2 separate regions of the Homo sapiens genome follow, and region 2 is linked to region 1. A link is a loop called in an ENCODE intact Hi-C map of the cell type or tissue named here. Cell type or tissue: PC-9. All regions are shown on one strand. Each heading gives the region's core, and the rest is flanking DNA. Links, peaks and the distances in the headings are about the cores only.

Evidence for each region. A loop is a pair of places that touch in the nucleus more often than their neighbours do. Peaks named below come from ENCODE experiments on the same cell type or tissue, not always from the same donor. Only the 100,000 strongest peaks of a DNase experiment are listed, where the experiment ranks them.
Region 2: a loop joins it to region 1, with 6 times the contacts of the local background. A loop is called at or near these places in 2 of 110 quality-filtered maps.

What each region holds. Positions count from the first base shown.
Region 1 is chr9:3,738,101-3,743,482 of GRCh38, reverse strand. No RefSeq gene overlaps it. Among named protein-coding and RNA genes, the nearest start is that of RFX3-DT, 73 kb to the right of the region's middle. In PC-9, for the core only: no CTCF peak of the experiment used is centred there; a DNase peak (open chromatin) is centred at 2,572; H3K4me3 peaks cover 433 bases; H3K27ac peaks cover 2,326 bases.
Region 2 is chr9:3,824,589-3,829,970 of GRCh38, reverse strand. It overlaps GLIS3 (GLIS family zinc finger 3), which reads left to right. Exons shown (of 11, transcript NM_001042413.2): 10 at 479-661; 11 at 1,563-5,382. The coding sequence ends at 1,699. Among named protein-coding and RNA genes, the nearest start is that of GLIS3-AS1, 71 kb to the left of the region's middle. In PC-9, for the core only: no CTCF peak of the experiment used is centred there; DNase peaks (open chromatin) are centred at 1,230 and 2,600; H3K27ac peaks cover 1,177 bases.

The DNA.
Region 1 (5,382 bases), core at 140-5,139:
ATATTTGTGTTTATATATAAACAAGTTCATAAATCACTGTGAATACTAGTTACAAACAAAAATTGAAACAGATGTGTTACATTTGTGACTCAGATACCACAAGAAGCATCAATGATGTAAATTACAAAATGACAAATAATCTTTGGAAAAGTTCTGAACAAAACTAAATTCTGTATTCTTTCAATTTACGTGGGAATTTTCATCTGGAAAATTCAGTGCATGTTACAATCATGCAAAACGACTTGCTGTTTATATGTTAAACCAAGTAAGGATCTACGCTTGGATTATCAAAAACAAGTTCTTCACTTACCAGAATGCCTAGCTTCTCAAATTGAAATAGTCTTGACTTTAGAAAATTCACTTGAGGCAGGACAATTCTTCATCATACAGGATTGTCTGCCCATTGCAAGGTATATAGCACCTCTGATCCCCACCAACGGAATGCTCCCTAAACCATGGGTGTCCAAAAGCATTTGTATTAGTCTGTTCTCACTATGCTAATAAGGACATACCTAAGACTGGGTAATTTACAAAGGAAAGAGGTTTTATGGACTTACAATTCCACATGGCTGGGGAGGCCTCAAAATCGTGGTGGAAGGCAAAGAAGCAACAGCAAATCTTACATGGCAGCAGGCAAGACAGGGAATGTACAGGGGAACTCCCCTTTATAAAATCATTGGCTCTCATGAGATGTATTCACCATCACAAGAACAGCATGATCATTTCAAACGGTGTTGAGGGACTATATTAAGGGCTGCAGAGCCAGCACTGCAGAGGTTAGGGTTTTCTGACTCACAGAGCAGGGATGTAGTTCTCTGTCCGGCTATGACTTCTGTCTTTTCCTCATCTGGTCTCTTCATTTTTGCCTACCTGCTGGAAATGGTTGGGGCTGCTCTGAGCTTACAGCAGTTGTTTAAGGGGGAAAAATGACTTGATTGCAAGATGCCTTGAGCTAATTACATGAATTACACCAGTTGATATAGGTTAAGTGCTTGGAATAGTGCCTCGCATGCAGAAAGTCCATAAAGTTAGCTTAATAAGTGTTAGCTATTACTACCAAAACATTTGAGAAAAGACATAGGTCTATGACAGTGATGGTGGAGATGGTGATAACTGGCTTTCTTGTGTGATCAAATTTAGTTTCAACATCTTTGTTTTGATCACCTACTATTTACAAGTCTCTGTACTAGGGCATTCTTTGAATAGAATCCAGTCTTTGCCCTGAAGGACCTTATTAGTGGTGTTGGGGAGAAGAGCTGAGGTGAGGGGGAATGAACAACACAAATAAAAGATATAGAAAGATAAATGTCTTGAGAGGCAGAAACACAGTATTATAAGGCATTAGGACTTCCAGCTTCTGCTAATAGCAGGGATCAAAAACAGGAAGAAATCACATTAATCTAGAAAGAAAGAAAAGTTGAGGTGACTCTGAATGATGGTATTTGAAAATGGAATTGAAGGAGAGACCCAGAAGGATTAAGAATTACAAGAGGAAATTGCTGCATCAACAAAACCACCAGGAGGTTTTGGGAACACATTCACCACTGGAATTAGAAATAGAGTCGCTGTTCCCAAACCTGCTAAACGTGAGGATCACCTGGGGAGCTTTAAAAATAGAGATTCCTAGGAGCCAGCCAGCCTTACTGAATCATAACCTCCAAGAGTAGGTCTAGAAACTTGTATTCTTTTATAAACTTCTCAAAGAAATTCTACTCATCAACCTAATGTGGTCCTCAGACCACCAGCGGCAGCTCCCGTAGGTATGTAGGAGATCCAGGCTCTCAGACCTACTGCAGCAGAAGCTCCGGGACTGGGGACCAGCAATCTGTGTTTTAAGAAGCCCTGCAGAGGATTCTGAAGCACGTTAAGTTTGTGCAGAGTAGAAAAATGTCTGTCGTCAACTGTCATCTTGGCAGTAAGGGAGTCAATGAATAAACGGGTGACAGAAAAGTGGAGACATGAGATATTGACACAACCTTTTACCACTTTTTTTCCTTCCCCTTGTCCCAGAAACTTTAGTAGTGAAGAGTATGGAAAAAAAAATAAGGTGGAGTTCTTCCTCTCCATTTAAATTATTGTAGTAACAACGCTAACATTAACAATGCTAGCTACTTCCAGTATATTTTTCTCCAAGTCTCATAACAACCTGAGAGGGAGGTTGATATTATCTCTATTCTACCCATGAGAAAACAGTCTCAGATATTTTAAATAATTTGCCCAAGGTCACACAGTTAATAATTAGCTGACCTGAGATGTGAATCTAAGGATTTTTCACACTATGCTGAGCCGCCTCTCCTCTGATCTTTCTGTGATCAGGACAGTAGATTTGGCAGGGAATTTAGAGACAAATACCAATCTCCTAATTTTGGACACCGAAATCTAAGGCCTAGACATGTAAAGTGAATTACCCCAAATTATTGGGCAGATGGGTGGCAGAGATAGGGTTGGAAGCCAGAGAGAGTGTCTATATTCCAGCCTAGGGCACTTCCCGATTGCCACGTTCAAGTTCATTCTCAAACTGCTGGGACACTTGTTACATAATGTTTAAATTTATGTAGGAATGTGACTAATCCACATTCTTTGGTATTTGATCAGATGTACAATATAAATGAGGCAAGCACGTAATTGAAAGACTCAAGAAGTGGGAAGGCTGAGGAGTCCTGTGATACAGAACAACAATGAAATGCAGGCTGCATGAATATTTTTCAAGCAGTTATGGCTATGAACTACGGTTTACTACCTCTGCCGAGATCAGTTCATATTACAGCTAAACAATTGCGGAGTTATGTGGCATCTATGTCTGACTAGTAGAGGATTTGGTAATTACTAATCTTCCTAATACCTTCATGTGTGAATCAAGCAAAAATTAAATATTTGCTGTATTCCTACCTGTCTCCAGACAACTGTCTGAGTTGTTCAGCAAAGCAGTGATCAAAGCAATCTGTTCATCATTTCAGATTTTCTCTTTTAAAAAGTCATTAAAGTTTATTTTTTTGCTAGAGAAAAGATAGCAAAGATAGCAATGAATAGAATTTCCTTTCTTAAGAAGCACCTGTCATTTGAAGAAGCACAAAGACCGTAAAAGGAAAATACATATTTTTAGTCATAGTTTTGTGTCCTTTTAATTATAATTATCTTAGAGCTCTGGTATGAAAAGATAGAACGTTTCACTAAAATAGATGAAACAGATCTTCTAAATGATGCTACTAAAAACTGTTTAATATATTATTATGTCTAGCTGGCTTTAAATGTCAGACAATAATCGCCAAAACTTTAAAATGTGGTGATCTTTAGGCTGCCTTTGACCTGAAATTTTAAAAGGCTAACAAGTGAGAATGATAAGATTATCGAAACAAATTTACAGACTTCAAGTTGAAGTCCTTGTGGGTCAAAGAATTTGCTGCAGCATGGATCCGCCATGTTCATGTTTACAGCTGGCACTGCTAGTAGCCTTTGCAATACCTATACCCCAATACCACCTCCTTTCTCTGCTTTCTTCTTCCAACAAGAATACTGTTTTTATTCAGGTGTGCTTCCTCCTGGGTATCGCCATATGGCAGAGGGTAGGTCTCGACTGGTGTCAGCTAATCACATCAGTCTTATCTAACTTGCCAGTAACTGGCTGAAGACCTGGTCAGGTAACAGGATTCTGGCCTTTGAAACATGAGGGCAAGGCTGTTGGGAGGATTTCTGGGAAAGGTATCTCCAATCTTTGAAAAAGATAAAGAGATGGCTCATTTTCTGCTTCTGGGTGTGGGACTACAAGCAGAGTCAGTCCAAGGAAAAGTGAACGTGTGGAGAAGAACAGAAGTAAGAGAGATATGGGGAACAGAACTTGGCCCTGATCCTGCTGTACCCAGAAATACCCTTTGTACTTCCTGCTTAGTGAGAAAGTGAATTAGTGAATTTCCTTATTGTCTGAAACACTGGTTTTCAAAGTTTAGCATTCATCAGAATCACCTGGAGGGCTGTTAAACCACAGATCACTGGGCTACACCACCAGAGTTTCTGATTCAGTAGATCCAGGGTAGAAGTGGAGAATTTGCATTTCTAACAGGGTCTCAGGTGATGCTGATGTTGCTGGTCCAGGGTTCATACTTTGATAATCACTGGCCCACAAGTCAATTGAGTTGAGTTTCAATTACTTGCAGCTGAAAGCATCCTAATTTATATGCCTAGGTGCTGAGAAACACATAAAGATGTAAAAGCCTTCTGCCTTCCCGGAAGTTTCAAGCCTGATTTATGTTAAGCTAACTGGGAAGAAGCATTCTATCCTGCCTTTCCTTTCCATTAATGATGACACTCTGTATACACACATTGATCAAAACCTTGAAACATAACATATTTCTAGAGTAAAGAACACAGGAGTTGGAGTCAGTCTTGGACTTAAATGAGAGCTCTACAATGCTGACTTTACTTGTAAATTACTTGGATCGTCCAGGTTTTCTGTTTATAAATGAAAACTAAGACCTTATTCTATAGACCTGATGGGGGGATTAAAAGAAATAGCATGCGAAATGCTTCTAACATAGCACCTGATATAGGGTAGGTGCTCGGTACACATATCCCATTTTTATTTATTTTTCTAACTTCCTAACTGAAATATAACATATAGGGTAAAAATGAATAAATTAGAAAGTCCTCATTATCTGAAACTTTGTTATCTAAAATCCTGTACTTAAAAGGTTTTATATGGAAACAAGCGTCTTCCTAATGCAAAAATATTTACTAATGAATTGCCCACTTATTAGTACCCATTCAAACATCCTTCCCTCTTAAAAAGTAGTAGCTATTTCTATACATCTGTCATAATATTTCTAGATGAGTCTCTACTAGATAGTAAAGTGTAAATATCTGGTAGTGAACTTGATTGCAAATTGAGGTTGCAAATCTTGCACATGGTACAAGATTTCATGAAGTTAATTAAAGTGCTATCAGAAAATTAATCATATCACACTGAATGTCCCTGACAAATGAGGGTCTGGCAGAAGTAGACCAGTGAAAATTTTGAAGTGAAACATCTGGAATTTTGATGCTAGGATCAGGTATTTAAGAGAATGATGTGGATACCAAAGGCCTAAGAGAAGCTCTTAGTAAAAGTGATGCACATTTTCAAATATCCTCCCCATGATCACGTAGCCAAAGACAAAAAGAAACAAAGAATGTCCTATTATTAAATCATATTATATTCTCATTTCAATGTCATTAAATTAAATAATCAGCACTTAACTCATTCTTGGCAAAAAAACCCTAATAAATAATGGATATTATAACCTAAATTACATTAAATATAAAATAAAATATGCTTTCACAATTTTAGTATCATTTTTCATGGTAAAATTCCACTCAAAACTTCCCCCTTACCATTCACTATAAAAACTT
Region 2 (5,382 bases), core at 86-5,085, 87 kb before region 1:
TTTCTCTATTGGAAAGACAGATAGATGGATGCATTTTTAAGCGGGCCTTTTTAAGAGCATTCTGCAAGATTTTAACCAGTGTGAAAACAGAAGAAAATATAGGATAAAGGAAGTTAAAGAAGATGCATTTAAATGCCGACGGGAGAGTCTAGGGTAGGAACCTCCCCTGAAGGTCAGGCCTTGAATGTCCAGGACTCTTCAGAGAGTCTAGGGAAGGTAAGAAGCCTTCCCACTTCAGATACTAAAGCACATAATAAAAACATTACACACTAACAAGCTTGGAAATTCCTCTAAGGTAGAAGAGCTTCAGCCCAACAGTGCATTCCAAATGTTTGCTTGGAAGATTCTACAGGTGGCCTTAAGAGTTAAAGGCATTTGTCTTAGGAAGCCAGGCTGAGTGAGGTTCTAGCTGGGTTGGAATGATCTGTGGAACTTGTGCCCAAAGGAACTTGTGCTCAATGCCATGCTTGCGTTTCAGGATTTTATGGGCAGCTGCAGAAGTTCTGTCCCCCACACTACCCCGATTCCCAGAGAATTGTGCCGCCTGTCAGCTCCTGCAGTGTGGTGCCTTCGTTTGAGGACTGCCTAGTCCCTACATCCATGGGCCAGGCCAGTTTTGATGTTTTCCACAGAGCCTTCTCGACTCACTCGGGCATTACAGGTGTGTTGGTTGTCTGTGACTTAGAAAATCCTGTCAACTGACAGGAGAGACCAGGTGGGCTGCCCGTGACCGACCTGGGCTGGACGTGACCAAGCACATGACCGCATCAAATCCTGTTGAACGACCCCTGAAATGGCTCTCATCTCCACCTTCCCCTCCAGCCCTCCTTCAGCCCCTCTTCTTCCACCACCCTGGTGCAGGAGCCATCATGTCTCTCCCAGACTATGGCCATAACCTTCCAGTAAGTCTCCCTGACCTGATTCCTCATCTTTACCATTCTGCCCTCCATACTACCATGAACATTGCCTCCCCAAAATGAAGGATAAAATATGCCTCTTTTCTGCTCAAATATATTAAATAGTTTCCAATTGCCTAGAGAATAAATTCGACTCTCCAGCATGGCATTCAAAGCCCCCATAAGTTAGGCCTGATCCAGCTCTGCACACCTGCCCACACATATTTTTCCCTACATGCTCTTCACCTGAGCTTTGCCAGCACCCTTGACCCCACATGCCTCTCCCTCTCTGTCTTTGCTCTTTGTTTCCTCCTTCTGGAATGTTCTTTCCCTATTTCTTCATCTGTGAGAATTCCATTCTCTTTCATGACTCAACCTTAACACCAGCTCCTTTTTGAGGCCACCCCCAGCCTTCCCTAGAACACTTTTCTTTTACTTCTTCTCAGCCTGTCTTTTGTGTGGTCATATTTTAGCCAGCTGCCTGCAAGTCAGCCTCTTCCCTCACTAAGGTCGCTGGAAACAGAGACTCACTATAGGGCCCAGGCTGGCATGGTTGCCTCCTTAGCCCCCAGTCCTCACTTGGTGAGCTGCATTACTGTAGTGCATTTCCAGTGGGCGTGGCATGGGGCAGGAGTTACTGACTTAACTGCGTTCTTTCTCTTCCAGTGTATGATTTACCTTCAAGTTCCTCGAGCCTCTTTGGGGAGTCTCTCCGCAGCGGGGCTGAAGATGCTACCTTCTTGCAGATCAGCACCGTGGACCGCTGTCCTAGCCAGCTCTCCTCTGTCTACACCGAAGGCTAAAAGCTCTCTTGGCCACTCCTGCACACCCAGGACCTTGATGTTGCTTGCCACCTTTTGTTTTCGTACTCTCACAGACTGCTTGAGGAAGGATGTCAGCCCAATCAGCGGGCCCTGCAGAGTTACTGATGTTCTTTCAGAAGGCAGGACTGAATGGCAGAGCTAGCTTTGCAGGAATCATTACAGTTGCTCCTTTTTCTCTCTGGTTTTCCTGGACTATGTGACCAGGAGGACTGTCTTTTCAAAGGGAATTTAGAGCCTCACTCTCCTGGATACCTGTTACTTCCTGGCTGTCAACCCTTAAAGGACCCCAGTGAAATGATGTGCATATGAAAATGTAGTTTGGGGATGACTCTACCTGAAAACTCCAAACAGGGAAAAAGACCTCAATTACGAGAGGCATAGTGACCTGCCTCACCTAATCCTCACCCTTGCTGCTCCTGATGCAAAGCCAGGCACAACAAGGGAAATCCATGTCCAAAGCATAGTGTGGTCTCAACTCTTAGAAACTCCCTGGGTTTCCCTTTTCTCTTAGCCACATGCTAACCAGTTGCTTCTCAGTGTTTCTCTTCAATAGAAAAATAAGGTTTTATATGCCAGCAGCCTATCCTTGTTTTTGCATTTTAAAGACTTAGTTATTTATACGTATTTTAAAATGAAAAAAAAATGTAAAGGTCTGTGCTTTGGATGGAAATCATTATTATTGTAATCACCCCAGCTATAGACATTTTGCACAGCTGTGGTTCTGCCTGGCCCCACCTCTAGCATGTTAGTTTTGCAGTTAGCAAAGGTTACCTGAGGGAAATGGAGTGGGCACCTCCCGCACCAACAGTCCTGTAGCTGGAACCTTCCTGAGTTGACTGTTTAGTAACTCCACCTCAAAGACTGTGTTCAAAGAAAAATGTTGTTTGACTGGTTTACCCATTGCCTCCACTCTGGTGCTGCACCCAGAGAAGTGCCAGATGTGAGAACTGGGACAGACTGAGTCATGTGCCAGCTTCCCTTGGAAAACCAAACCTAGTGATACTTGACTTCCAGTGCTCAGATTTTACTAACGTTTTTCAGGATATCCACTCATCTGTCTGTCTCTTCCCTACACTTCTCTCCACCCTCTTTTTGCATCCCTCTTACCCTCTTCCTGACTGTGGTTCATATATCCCCACCAGCCGCCATTGTCTGATCATCTTGGGAAGGTAGAGGTGACAGTTCTCGAAAAGTCTACAGAAAGAGGCAATTCTTTTTCTGAGTTCCAGTTTGAAGGCCTGGAATTTTCACATAGCACTTGGTCGAAAATATCAAGCCTAAATAGGAAGTCATTTTCTGTGACACCTCTACATAGCTATTACAGATCCTAAGTCCTAGGGCATCAGCTATAAAAATTGGCCAGTCCCAAAGACACAGTAAGTTCTAACATTCTGGTACTATCATATTTCAAGTATTTTTTCTCACTTTTTAAAAATGTTTTTCTGAACAAAAGTGAAACAATGCCATTTATCAAACTGAGATCATTACAATCTTCAACAAGACAACTAAAACAGCTTGATGTTAGATGGGATTCTGTGACAGTTTGTATACTGACAGGTCCTTCCAGTCTCCCTCCACAGTCCCACAAGCGGAAGTATTCTACCTGATTCCAGAGTTCATTCCAACATGCAGTAGAATGAGGTGAATGAAGAACCAAGTGTGGGTTTTGTTTTCACAGTGCACTTGGTCAATCTAGTTTCTCTGAGTAGTGGGCTGTATTCTAAGAAAAGCTTTCACGTAGACGTCAAAGTCTGCAAAAGAGATGAGTTAGCCACTTTAAAAAACCTGCTCTGCTTTACAAAAGATGCACACCAGGCTTCCTTTACAAGTGAACTCCAAGGCTGCTTGTAAAGTACCACCCTTCCTGCAGACTTTGTGGGTCGTGTCACTTGGCCTAAACAAGTGGCCTAACATATGCATGCTCACAGCTAGTAGCATCCCTCATGCGTCCTTTGTCATACTCTGGAAAGAAAAAAACTCTGCTATCTTCAGAGAAACCATCTATTCATACTTAAATATGGAAGCCTTTACAAGGAACTCAAAATACATTTCATTTCATTTGTACAATGAGAAAAAAGATGAAAAGGCAAGGTTGTTATTGCAGTTGACATTGTCAGCCCTGCCTTTTGGCTTTATGTAATTTAAAATAGAAAGGGGGAAGGAGGACAAGACAGAAGCTCAACTTTAGAAACCATGGACATCACCTCCCTCTTTGAGAGGAGCTGCTTGTGAACCAGGCTCCAGTCTTCCTGTGGCCTCTCACAGTAACCCTGCCCCTTTCTTACCTCACAGGGGCAAGAGGGACTCTAAAGAGGGCGTAAGCAATAGAGGCACCTGCAGCCCTCCTTCCTCAGCAGGAAATCAATGTGGAGCCCCAGAGGGACATTTTATCTCAGAGAGAGCATGCTGGCCACAGGACCCAGTGCAGCCCTGCTTCCCGCACCGTGGGTCTTTCCTGATAGCTGCAGGCTTGAGATTGCAGCCTCAGGATAGGACACGTTCAGATGCCTTCCAGACTACACACACTATGCTTAGATTCGAGAGTCTTTCCTGACCTTAAAATTTGTCCCTTGCTTACTTTCACACTGCAGAAGATTTATATATATATTCATCATTATTTTTGCAGCAGTACAAGTGGAAACTTCAAAAAAATCATTCCCTTTCATGTCCTGGTCTTTTTAAGTCTTGATATGTAACCATTTTCATAAATGTCCAAACAGAGATTGTCATTCCCCTTAAAAACAGAAACAAAACACAAAACTAGTGCTTGTGAAAACACACAGCGCAAAGACAATTATCCTATTGCATTAAAAAAAAAATCAGTCTGCCTAGAGACATTTCATTGGCTGCATTGTCTTAATTCCCTAACGAAACTGCATCAAAATGTCAGTTGTAATTTAGCCTCTGATCAGCTGTTAAATATTATTTAAATATTTACAGGTCCTGTGGGGTATCTCCCATTACCCATGTCGCCCTCAAATTACATAAGCGATCATAAAATAAGAAGAAAAAAAAAGGTCTTTAGTAGATCACAGCAGAGTTACCACTGATAAGAGTGTTGGCTTTGTTCAGTTGTTTCTAAATTACCAGCCGTCAAGCACAGTAGCCCCTAAAACCAATTTTGAGCAAGGATAAATTCAACTCCCTCATCTGAGAACCTTGACTTTCCAGTTGCCTTGAAGTATTGGGAATAGTAACTGTACATTTTCAATTTAATTATTTGGTATTTTATTTGACTGTCTTGGCCATGTCATTTTATGGAAGCATTTTTAAATAGCACTTTTTGTTAGTGGTGTGGAATTTCTGCGGTTATTATTTTTTTTTTTTTTTGCAACAGATGAAGCAAAAAAAAAAAAGCACTCATTGGAGAAATAGTGAGTGTAAAAAGAGATTTATTTTGTACAGACAGCAAAGTATCCTGTGTAATGTTGCTGACATAAAGCACTTTGGGGGAAAAAAGTGGAAATCTGTTTTCCATAAATCACACAGACTCTTGTACATAGTTATATACACTCACGTAGAGAAATGAACTGCATATATCATACTGGATATGGGGCCGATTTTACTCTAGAGGCACATCTGGTGCTTATTGTCATAAATCTTTTAAAGAATTAGGTACACTTTTTTCTATTAATATGTATAGTTTTGTGATTTGTCACAGT